Linked DNA regions of Homo sapiens: region 1 is linked to region 2. A link is a loop called in an ENCODE intact Hi-C map of the cell type or tissue named here. Cell type or tissue: A673. All regions are shown on one strand. Links, peaks and the distances in the headings refer to the core of each region. The heading gives the core; the rest is flanking DNA.

Evidence for each region. Peaks named below come from ENCODE experiments on the same cell type or tissue, not always from the same donor. Only the 100,000 strongest peaks of a DNase experiment are listed, where the experiment ranks them.
Region 1: it touches region 2 in a loop (4-fold over the local background); 8 of 110 quality-filtered maps call a loop at or near these places.

The regions. Positions count from the first base shown.
Region 1 is chr13:94,342,701-94,348,092 of GRCh38, reverse strand. All of the region lies in intron 6 of GPC6 (glypican 6), which reads right to left. Among named protein-coding and RNA genes, the nearest start is that of DCT, 130 kb to the left of the region's middle. RefSeq lists an enhancer at 3,479-4,077. In A673, for the core only: a CTCF peak has its summit at 2,201; DNase peaks (open chromatin) are centred at 2,202 and 2,512; H3K27ac peaks cover 1,839 bases.
Region 2 is chr13:94,190,067-94,195,458 of GRCh38, reverse strand. All of the region lies in intron 4 of GPC6 (glypican 6), which reads right to left. Among named protein-coding and RNA genes, the nearest start is that of GPC6-AS1, 4.8 kb to the right of the region's middle. In A673, for the core only: a CTCF peak has its summit at 2,671 (motif pointing right); DNase peaks (open chromatin) are centred at 2,198 and 2,688; H3K27ac peaks cover 1,947 bases.

The DNA of each region.
Region 1 (5,392 bases), core at 205-5,204, 150 kb before region 2:
AGAAATTAGGACGATGTCTAACTCCAGGCTATATTTTATGATGCAGTAATGTCCTTCATGGCACTTGGCAATGACTGGAATCAGATGAACGGCTGCATAGAACCTGATCAACCTGGGCAGTGACGGGAGATAGATGCTGTCCGCATGCTTTTCGTAACATCTGCCTCTCGCACATCGGGTACCCACCCGCTTTGGTGAACAACTGAACCATTTAACGGGCCTCTTCAGGTTTCACCCAAACTATCCCAAACATGGTTGTTATGCAAGGAAGTAGCTTGATTAAATGTGGAGTATATTTCCACTGCAGTTTTTTGTGTAGCTTTATTTAAAAGAAGTCCTCATCCAAATCTCTACATTTATGTTTGATAACAAGGTACCTTTTCATCACTTTTGAATAAATCATAGTGAGTAAGGAAAACAAAAGGAAAGACCTTACTTCCAATGGCCTCATTCATATTCCTAAATTATTTTAAAAAATCATATTACATTATGTCAAATCAATTTCTGTCTATAGGTGATTTAAAAAATACTAGTGGATTCATTTTCATCTCAAAGAAAAATTCAATTTCTGTTTTAGTATGAAATTATTAGTCATGATATTTGGCTGGGTAACTTCTGAAAGGAAATTATGCTGACCAAAAATCTGTCTGTCAAGTATATCATACTCCATCAAAGCACATAGTCCTGAAAAGTTATATTTGAAAACTAGGGGAGCTTTCAGGACAGTTGTTTCATTTTGATCATCTTTCCTACAAGAAGTTGCAGAGGTTTTGGACTTTGTCACTTAATTTATTTCCAATCAAAAATCAGCAGGACTCCCAAAAGACCATTTTGGGTATGAGAAGAACATGATCTGGGTGGTTCAGAAGAACCATCCTGGATATGGGAAGAACAAGAGACCATGATCAACACTACAGTTCAGATAGCAGTGTTCAGGAACTCTCGAATCGTGCATCTGAAATGCTCAAATATAACATCACCCCCAGTTCCTTGAGCTCACCTCCAACGAACAAAATGACATGTAAACAAACTAGGTATTGAAGAAGAAAAAAGGAAAATTATACTCATGATGCTTCTTTCTGTTCACCCCTGTTAGTATTATGCTATGGGTGGAAAGGCTGCTGTGGAAAATAATGAACTAGATGAAAGTGTAGGATGTTGAGCAGTGAGAGACAAAGCTTACAGTCATCTCTGGAAGTGTCACTCTCTTTACTTCTTACTTGCCAGGTAAGCTCTCTTCATTTTTGTTTTCATGCTTAGTCTCATCCCTCCTTCACTCTCCCATCAAGACCTCCCCCTGTCTCCATGGTGTCCTACCTCCCACGCCAAAGGGTGACATAGGTATTGCAGTGAATTTTTTTTTTTTTTTTTTTGAGAGGAGTCTTGCTCTGTTGCCCGGGCCGGAGTGCAGTAGCATGATCTCGGCTCACTGCAACCTCCGCCTCCCAGGTTCAAGCAATTCCCTGCCTCAGCCTTCCGCATACCTGGGATTACAGGTGCCCGCCACTACGCCCAGCTATTTTTTTTGTATTTTTAGTAGAGACGGGTTTTATCATGTTGGCCAGGCTGGTCTCAAACTCCTGACCTTGTGATTCACCCACCTGGGCCTCCCAATGTGGTGGGATTAGAGGCGTGAGCCACCGTGCCCGGCCAGTGATTCTTGTTAGAAGTGAAACTTCAGAACATCCATCCACATGAGTGGAACATCATGAAGCAAGATGCTGGTTCCTATCAGAGGAATCTTACATAGCGCAGCATTCAACATGTAATGAGATTAAGAACTCACACTCCCCCCATCCTCAACAGTCTGCAAATTCATAAATGCCTGTTATGGGTTGAATTATGTTTCCTAAAACATTACCTGGAAGTCTTAATCCCAGGAACCTCAGTATGGAAGGTGAGAAATAACGTCTTTGCAGAGGTAATTAGTTAAGATGGGCTCATACCAGAATAAAGTGGGATCTTAACCCAATATGACTGGTGTCCTTATAAGACAAGACCACAGACACAGACATGCAGGGAAATGCCATGTGATGAGGAAGGCAGAGGCTCAAGTGCTACAGCTGCAAGCCAAGGATTTTCCAGGGTTGTTGGGAAATCCACTAGAAGCTTAGAGAAGCTTCTAGTTCTAGAAGTTTCACTAGAAGCTTAGAGAAGGCCTGAAATAGACTCTCCCCTAGATCCTTCAGGGGGCGCATGCTTCTGCTGCTACCTTAATTTCAGACGTCTAGGCTTCAGAACTGAGACAATACATTTCTCTTGTATTAAGCCACTCCGTTTGTGGTACTTTGTTGTAGCAATCCTAGGAAGCTACAGTGCTCTTTAGCAAAAATAATAATGATACCAACAATAACAACAACCTGTCGCATATGTCCAGGAGCCAGCCCTGACAGGTGGATGTTCTCAAGAGAGCTGAACAGCTTTCCTACACTGTACCTCTTGATTCCCAGAGCTGGGTCTGCCTGAGCCTCTAGCAAACTTAGACCCACGTGTTTTTCATTAAGCATGTAGATGGCACTATGCCCCTTTTAGAGAAGGATCGTAACTCTGCAATGGGCATGTTCTTTCATGTTCATGTTCTTAGATCTGAGGAGCCCTAAATAAAAGTAGATGAACAGGACATTCTCTGCCATGCACTAGTAACGATTTGGTAAATTGAATCATATTTTAAGTACTCAGAGGGAGCTTGCTATTTAAATTCTTTTGCAAAGTAAGTATGACTTTTTCTTTTCCCCCCCAAAATCAGATTTTTGGATCTCAGTTTTCTTAAAGTAGGGAGCACAGCCCTGTATTAGATACTATTACAGGGCAAGATATATATATAAAACTTGGTGTCAGGTTAAGAAAGACAGAAAAATATTGACCTGCAGGTGTCTTCTGAGACATTATAGTCTGACAAATTTGAAATAATTCGACTAAGTGCTTTTTGCTAGCAGATTTTAAATTGAGAAACAGGGTGAATTTTATTATCTGCTTCAAACGTTTGAGATTCTATAAATATAGACCAGTTAATAGACTTGTTTTATAAATGTAATAATAGTAGTGGTAATTTAAGAATATTTTATTTTCATATCCCAGTCCCACTTGACTGCTAGGAGCCCATATTTTTCCAAAAAAGGAAATTTCTTGGAATGTTCTGAGAGCTTAGGATAAAACAGGAACAACTTTAATTCAACAAAGAGAAAAGCCAAAGCAGAGGAATTTACAGTTAATTCATGGATTAATCCAGAATATATTGAATAAGTACCATGGGCTTCCACTAGTAGAATCTTTTCAAGTGTAATTTTTATCCTTATAGAGACAGAGTTGCCTATTAGTGACAAAGCATATCGACAAAGAAAGGGTTAAATAGTTGCAGATAGTGTCAGTGTCCAAATACTAAAAATAGTGTGCAAACAATAAATGCTCGGTGTTAGCGGGGGCTGGAGATACTCCTGGGAAGGGATTCGGTCTGTTGCTCTGATATTCTCTGCAGACATGTCCTTGACTCATTTCGGGGCAATGACCAGTCACGAAGAGTAAAATTATCAGTCATGAAGCTTCAGGATGCTTTTGCATGCACATATGTGCAAAAAAGCATTTATGAGTGCGGCAAACTCAAATTTCCAGATTCTGGGGAAAGAAAAGTCTGTGAATTGAAAATCATCCCTCCTGTGAGACTAAGACTGCTTCGTGGAGATTGTTGTTTCATTTCAAGCTCATGTGGAAGACTCCTTCCTTGGTTCCAAGGGGCTTTTCCTTCCTAATTCATTGTTAATTCAAACCTGAATGTTCACATTCTCCCCTTAACAAAACATTCTTTACATTTCTAAAGGTTCACACAGGGCAGGGCCTAGGAGGCATGGGAGGCATTTGCTTATGTGATAAATAAAATATCAAAATTTTCCATAAAGATAAGATCAATATTGTTGATTTTTTTCTTTTTGCCTCTGAGCCCATTTTAGTCCTGGGTTCACAAATTATTGGTTGTGAGAACACCGTCAATAAACATTAGCCCTGTGTTTAAAACATCCTTAATTCTTTTCTGAGGAGGAAAAGTTTTTAGTTAAAATAATAATGATGGGCCAGGCACAGTGACTCACACCTGTAATCCCAAAACTTTGGGAGGCTGAGGCGGGAGGCTCACTTGAGCCCAGGAGTTCGACACCAGCCTGGGCAACATAGTGAGACCTGGTCTCTACAAAAAATACAAAAATTAGCTGGGCCTGATGACACACGTCTGTAGTCCCAGGTACTCAGGAGGCTGAGGTGGGAGGATCACCTGAGCCTGGGGAAGTTGAGGCTGCAGTGAGCTGTGATTGCACCACTGAACTCCAGGCTGGGCCACAGAGCAAGATCCTGCCTCAAAAAAAAAGTTAACAACAATAACAAGTTTTAAACAAGCTCTCAAAGTTGATTCATTCCCTTATTCTTCAACAAATATATTTCCTGTGCCTCTGTTGTGTCCTGAGCCCCTTGTAACACATGCGAGACCACTTCATAAGCCTTAATAATCCTAGCCTTAATTTTCTATTTTCCCTATTTCATGCTCTTCGACTTTCATTTTCTTATTCCCAGTTTTGGTCCTGGAGGATGCTGACGTGAAAGGAACAGCATGAGTCTTATGCACTCAGTTCTTTTTCTGTCCCTGTATCTGGATTACCCTACTTAGTAAGCTAAACAACCTCGTGCTGATTCAGAGCCAAAGGAGGGATCAGCCCCATGAAATGAGAGGCCGTGTGCTTTTGTGCGGAGGCAAAGGCTGCGGGCTTCATTAGAGATGGCTGTGAAGGAATCCATGTAGCCGGTGTCACTTATGATGCAGCAGGCTCTCCTGGCAAAAGGAGAGTCATTTATAGTTCAGGGCTTCTCCTGGTGGGTTAAATACCGTAAATCCTTATGAGTAATGCCAGAGCCATAGAATCAATAAAAACCAAAATGACCTTCACTCAGCCTGCCCTCGAAGTGGATGATCCCGGAGTGATAGACACCTCGTTGCTACATGGGGGAAATGTAATCTGGCAAAAATGACAAGGATCACTTCTGTGTTACTTTATTCTCTGCCTTTCTCACTTTTAATCAGTTCTGGCAGGGCATGAGATTTTCAGATATGTTTTCCAGTTTAATTTGTGAAAAACCTCATACTTCAGGGTGACATTGGCCATCCAGTGAATCAGGAAATCCCTCAAATCTCTTTTGGGAGAGTGTCAGGCAAAATCAGCTGCAACCCTGGACAGCTGCTCTTTGAAGTATTGAACGGGGAGCTGGCGAGACAGTCTAGGACTGAGGATGGGCTTACGAGAGAGACAGGAGGGAGAAGCACAAGGGACCCCGAGGTGCAGGAGGCAACCTCCTGATAAAGTTCCCAACACTGAGGGCCAGAGAAGAAAGTGCACCAGGGAGTGACGGATGG
Region 2 (5,392 bases), core at 182-5,181:
ATTTGAAACAATCGATTTTATTATTTAAAACCATAATACATGCTTTTGTATGGAGTTTCAGGACTGCAAGCATCTCTGGTCCTCAATGGTTGCACTGAAGTATTCTTATAATCCAAGTGATGTCCTTGGAATTTCAAACCAATTTCCATGCCCACAATGGCTTCTTACTGGGGTTGGTTAAGGGGAAAGGTCTTATACAAGCCCTAACTAGGAAGAAACTGCTGGAAGAACAGGGAAGGAAGCAAAGGAGAGAGACCAGGGAGGCTTTAACTTCTTTGACATCTGCAGATCAGGTGCTTGTAACTGGACATGGGGACACCAGTACTTACCACTCTCTGTTCAAAAGAGACTTAAATAGAAGAGCAGTCACAAAGAAGGTAGGAAAACAGGCTTCTTATTTTGAAAAGAATAAAACTTCAGTGCTCAGTTCCAAAGGCCTTGTTTCTAGATACTTCTTTCTATAATACTTCTCATACTCCTCTTAGATTTGCCCTTGGTTATGTGTGTGTGTGTGGGAAGGGTACATATACACACATAAATACATACTCATATAAATATACTCATCTACAGATACACACACACAAACACACACACACATACACAGATACACAACACATGCTTCTGTATAGAGTTTCAGAACTACAAGCATCTCTGGTCCTCAATGGTTCAGTTAAAGTATTCTTTTTTTCATCTTTAAAATTTTTATTTTCATAAGTTTTTGGGGAACAGGTCATATTTGGTTACATGACTAAGTTCTTTAGTGGTGATTTGTGAGATTTTGATGCACACATCACCCCAGCAGTATACAATAAATACAATTTGTTGTTTTTTATCCCTCGCCACCTTCCCACCCTTTCCCTCCGAGTCTCCAAAGTCCACTGTATCATTCTTATGCCTTTGCATCCTCATAGCTTAGCCCCCACTTATGAGTGAGAACATACAATGTTTGGTTTTCCATTCCTGAGTTACTTCACTTAGAATAATAGTCTACAATCCCATCTAGATTGCTGTGAATGCCATTAACACACACATACAGACACATATGCAAAAACACACAGACATACACACATATGCATACATTGGAGTTGCCAGAAAAAAATGCAGGACACTCTGTTAAATTTGAATTTCAGATAAACACCACTCTCCACATTGTAATTATGTCCAGATATTGTATGGCACATACCTATCCCCAAAAACTTCTAGTTTATCTGAAATTCAAATTTAACTATATATCCTATACTTTTATTGGCTAAATCAGGCAACTTTAATAAATAAATATGTACATGTATGAGTATACATATACTGTACATATGCTACAAGTATATTTAAATCTATATAACTGTATCTGCAATGATATATAACACTCCCCAAATGAGATTAGCAACCTGTCCTTATATATGCCTGTTTACCCTAAATTTCCCATACATCAAAGTAATCATACTTGTCATTTCATCTTCAATATCTGTTTTTCCCACTATATCATAAGCTTCACAATGACTGCAGCTATTACAGACTTACCCCCAGCATAAAACATAGCAGATAAACTACAGAACACAGAATTAATGTGAAAGCCCACATCTAGAATTCCGCCAAAAGCTCAACCTCACTATTAAAAGCAGGGAGGACCTGTTCAACTGTGGACAAAAGCCAAAGTCAGCTGCTGAAAACCATGAAAGAGATAAGGGGTCTAGATTTAAAGAACTTTCACTGCATGACGACAATGATCATATGCATTTCAATGTCTTTATCTCAGTGATTTTCTTTGTAGTCGGGCTAGCCCACTGGGTAACAGCAATTTTGCACACGGGCATTTCTCCTATACCCCAAGCGACACTGCGAACCCTTCTGGCATGTCGCACGCTCACCACGTTCTGTTTTCGTATTCTGGCATGCCGCATGCTCACCAGGTTCTGTTTTCATATGCTACAGCACACTCGAAGAGCATCCCTTTGCCTCAAGTTCTGTTATTATGAGTGCCACTTAGAAATTTTTATTTTTGCCGAAACCATTCAAAGCAGAGGATAAAACACAGAGGTCAGGAATGGCGGCCCCCTCCCACTCCACATTACATTAGCGGCATTTGAAAATTACAGCCTCACCAGCTTGCAAAGGAAATACTACATTTTTCATCTTCGGTGACTCTGATTAAGTAACATTCACTTTGGACCGCTCCTATGGTGACATAGCTCCACTATAAAGGCCTCCTGGGTGGCATTCCGGTCATTAGAAACTATACAAACTATTAGGAAACAGTAGCAGATCTGCTAACCTTTCAAATTACAGTTTCCTCTCTAATTGTGGCAAAGAAGACTGAATTCATAATAGTTTTGAAGTTGGATAAAATAGATATATGTGGAAATACACACACACACACACACACACACACACACACACACGAGGAGTCTCACCGTTTCAAGTGTATTTCTTAGAATGTTTTCCCATAGAGCTCTTAGTCTAACTGTTCTGATCCCCAAAAATAAGGCTTCATTTTTGGTTTCAACAAATTCCCTGGGTCACCTCACATTAAACCATCATGTGTCTATAAACACAGGTTTCAGCAAACTGATGCCCACTGAACTTTAGTGTCTACATGTCTCTACCAGGGACCTGTACCACCAAATTGGGGCTCACCCACCACTTCATTGCCTGATATAAAAACTGAGTCCCCAGCAGAGGGCACAACTGAGGTGCGCAGTAATGTTCTCTGTGCTGTTGACCAGCCCTTCACATTCTCTCAGTTGCCCTTTCCCATGAGGCAGTTTTGGTTAGTACCTCATAATGGCTAAGGCAGGCTCTTTCTCTGCATACAAGTGTACATACATCACAACACCCCAACATATGTCAACATCACAAACATTTAGTCTGCTTGTCTTGAGCTCCTCATAGCATGGGAAATGCAGGCTCATATTTTACTGGCACGTTGACTAATCTTTAGGGGAGATCTGGCATATGTGGGAAGTGATTGACTACGTGGTACCCTTTCCCTTGAGCTAGTACTAACCCAGACCCCAGACATACTCTTGGCATTCCATCTTTCTGATGACATATAAAAATGAGGAGCCACACACTCTGGGCTATTATGGATTCCATGGTGCTTTTAGGAAGACCTGAGGCTTTATCCCCAATGTGGCAAAATGCCAGCTCAGAGAGTAAAGTTCCAAGTACTCAAAATCTTTCTATACTTTATAGATTGTTCTGTTATTTGCTGCAAAGATTAACTAGCATGAAGTAGGGAGCCATTTATCTGTTAACACATTTTTTTTTCTTCCAGAGTTGCCTGCATTTCAGCAGTGGATTTAAGCAACCTCTATGTAAAATATTGCAGCATGCTGAGGTAAGTAAATGCTATGGAAGATAAATTATTTGATGACCAAGTGGGTATTTTCCTATAAACTATTTTTTTTAATAAAAATCATAAAATTGTGAATTGTGAGAGATGAAGGTAGGAGTGAAATATGAGGATAGGTTTCATTTTTGTGCTAATGAGAGGTCTTCTCTTCAAGTATAAGAGGATATTTTTCATATGAATCCAGCACACAAGCTTCTTCTCTATACACCAGGAAACTTAGTTCATATGAGCATCATTTTGCTATTATCTGGGTTTGGCTCTCTAATGTTTTCCATAGCCACTCTATTTGTTACCTTCACCAGTTCCCCTTGGAGATGAAATTGAACATCTCTAACTCAGAAAAGGAGCTCCCCATGGGAAGATCCTCTGCCCTAGTCATTAATAGAAGAGACAGGAAAGGCTGGGGCTGGGAGGATTGGATTTATATAAATGGAAAGATAAGTCTCAATTTTTTTTTTTACTTCCTTCAAACTTGCCTCTACTATTATTTTTTTTTTTTTCCAGCTTAAGATATTTCTTGTTTCCTGCTTTAATCTAAGCTTTGTACAAATGATGACATACTGGAAAAAGAGGCCATTTCCAAGGACATCGCTCACTGTCCTGATGCCGTGCAGTGTACACTTACCGACTCAGCTCTCCAAAGATCCTCTTCTATCCCCATTCACATTTATTCCACACCTTGCCAATGCCTTCAACTCAAACTTGACACTGGCTCAAGACATTTAAAGCCAGTAATCCCTGAGCTACACTTAGCCAGCCCATGCTGCCAAAACTCCCATAAAATGTCTCAGAATCTCATGGAATACCAAGAAGATTTATATTCAGCCTTAACTTGGGCAATCTTCACCTAGCATTTCTAGTATCAACTCATTTCTTATGAAATGTTCAAGTCTGTCAGTGAAGGTGCAATATCATACATATGTATAAATAATGAGAGAGCTTCTTAGGTGCCACATGTAAAATCCAGTCTTGTTACTTCATCGTTGCAGCTTAAAGAAAGCTCTTTTGTCTCCTTCTTTGGGAAATAATCCAAAACTCATAGAAATTTATAAGAATGGTACAAAAACATTTGTATACTCTTTATCCAAAATCACCTATTGTTAACATTTTGCCTCATTTGTTTCTGCTGCTTGCTGTCACTCTCTCTCTTATATATATATGTGAGATAGTATACACATTACTACTTACATACTAATATGTACCACTTATATACTAATATGTATCACTTATACTACTGAAGAATAATATTTGAGAGTATATATATGAGAATGTATTCATATATGCTACTCATATGTTAACATATATAACTTTTGAGATAATTCTCACTATTTGAGAATTAGTTACACACATCGTGGCCTTTTACTCCTTAATACTTCAGGGTGTATTTCCTAGGAACAAGGATAACCTCTTACACACCCATACTGCAGTTATTAACTTTAGTAAATTGAACATTGATACAATACTTTTACGTAACCTACTGTCTGAATTCCAACTTTGTCAACTGACCCAGTCAAATCCTTTCAACCATTTTCTTTAGCCCAGGATGAAGACTAGGATCCTGTATTCCATTTCATTGCCATGTGTCCTCAGTGTCCCTCAATCTGGAGCAATTCCTTAGTCTTTCTTTGTCATCAACTAAAGTGATGGATCATTTGGTGTGCCAGGCAGTAGATCACATGCCTCAGCAGCCTGGAGAATGCTGCTGTATTTTCAGTAGGCAACACATATGAGATGATCATAATGTGGATGTCATTTCACTAGGAAAAAGTAAAATTTTTTCTGCATACTTTTTTTTTTTTTCAGAGTCTTGCTCTCTGGCTGGAGTGCGATGGCACGATCTTGGTTCACTGCAACCTCCGCCTCCCGGGTTCAAACAATTCTGCCTCAGCCTCCTGAGTAGCTGGGATTACAGGCACCCACCACCATGCCTGGCTAATTTTTGTATTTTTAGTAAAGACAGGGATGGCCATGATGGCCAGGCTGGTCTCGAACTCCTGGGCTCAGGTGATCTGCCCCCCTTGGCCTCCCAAAGTGTTGGGATTA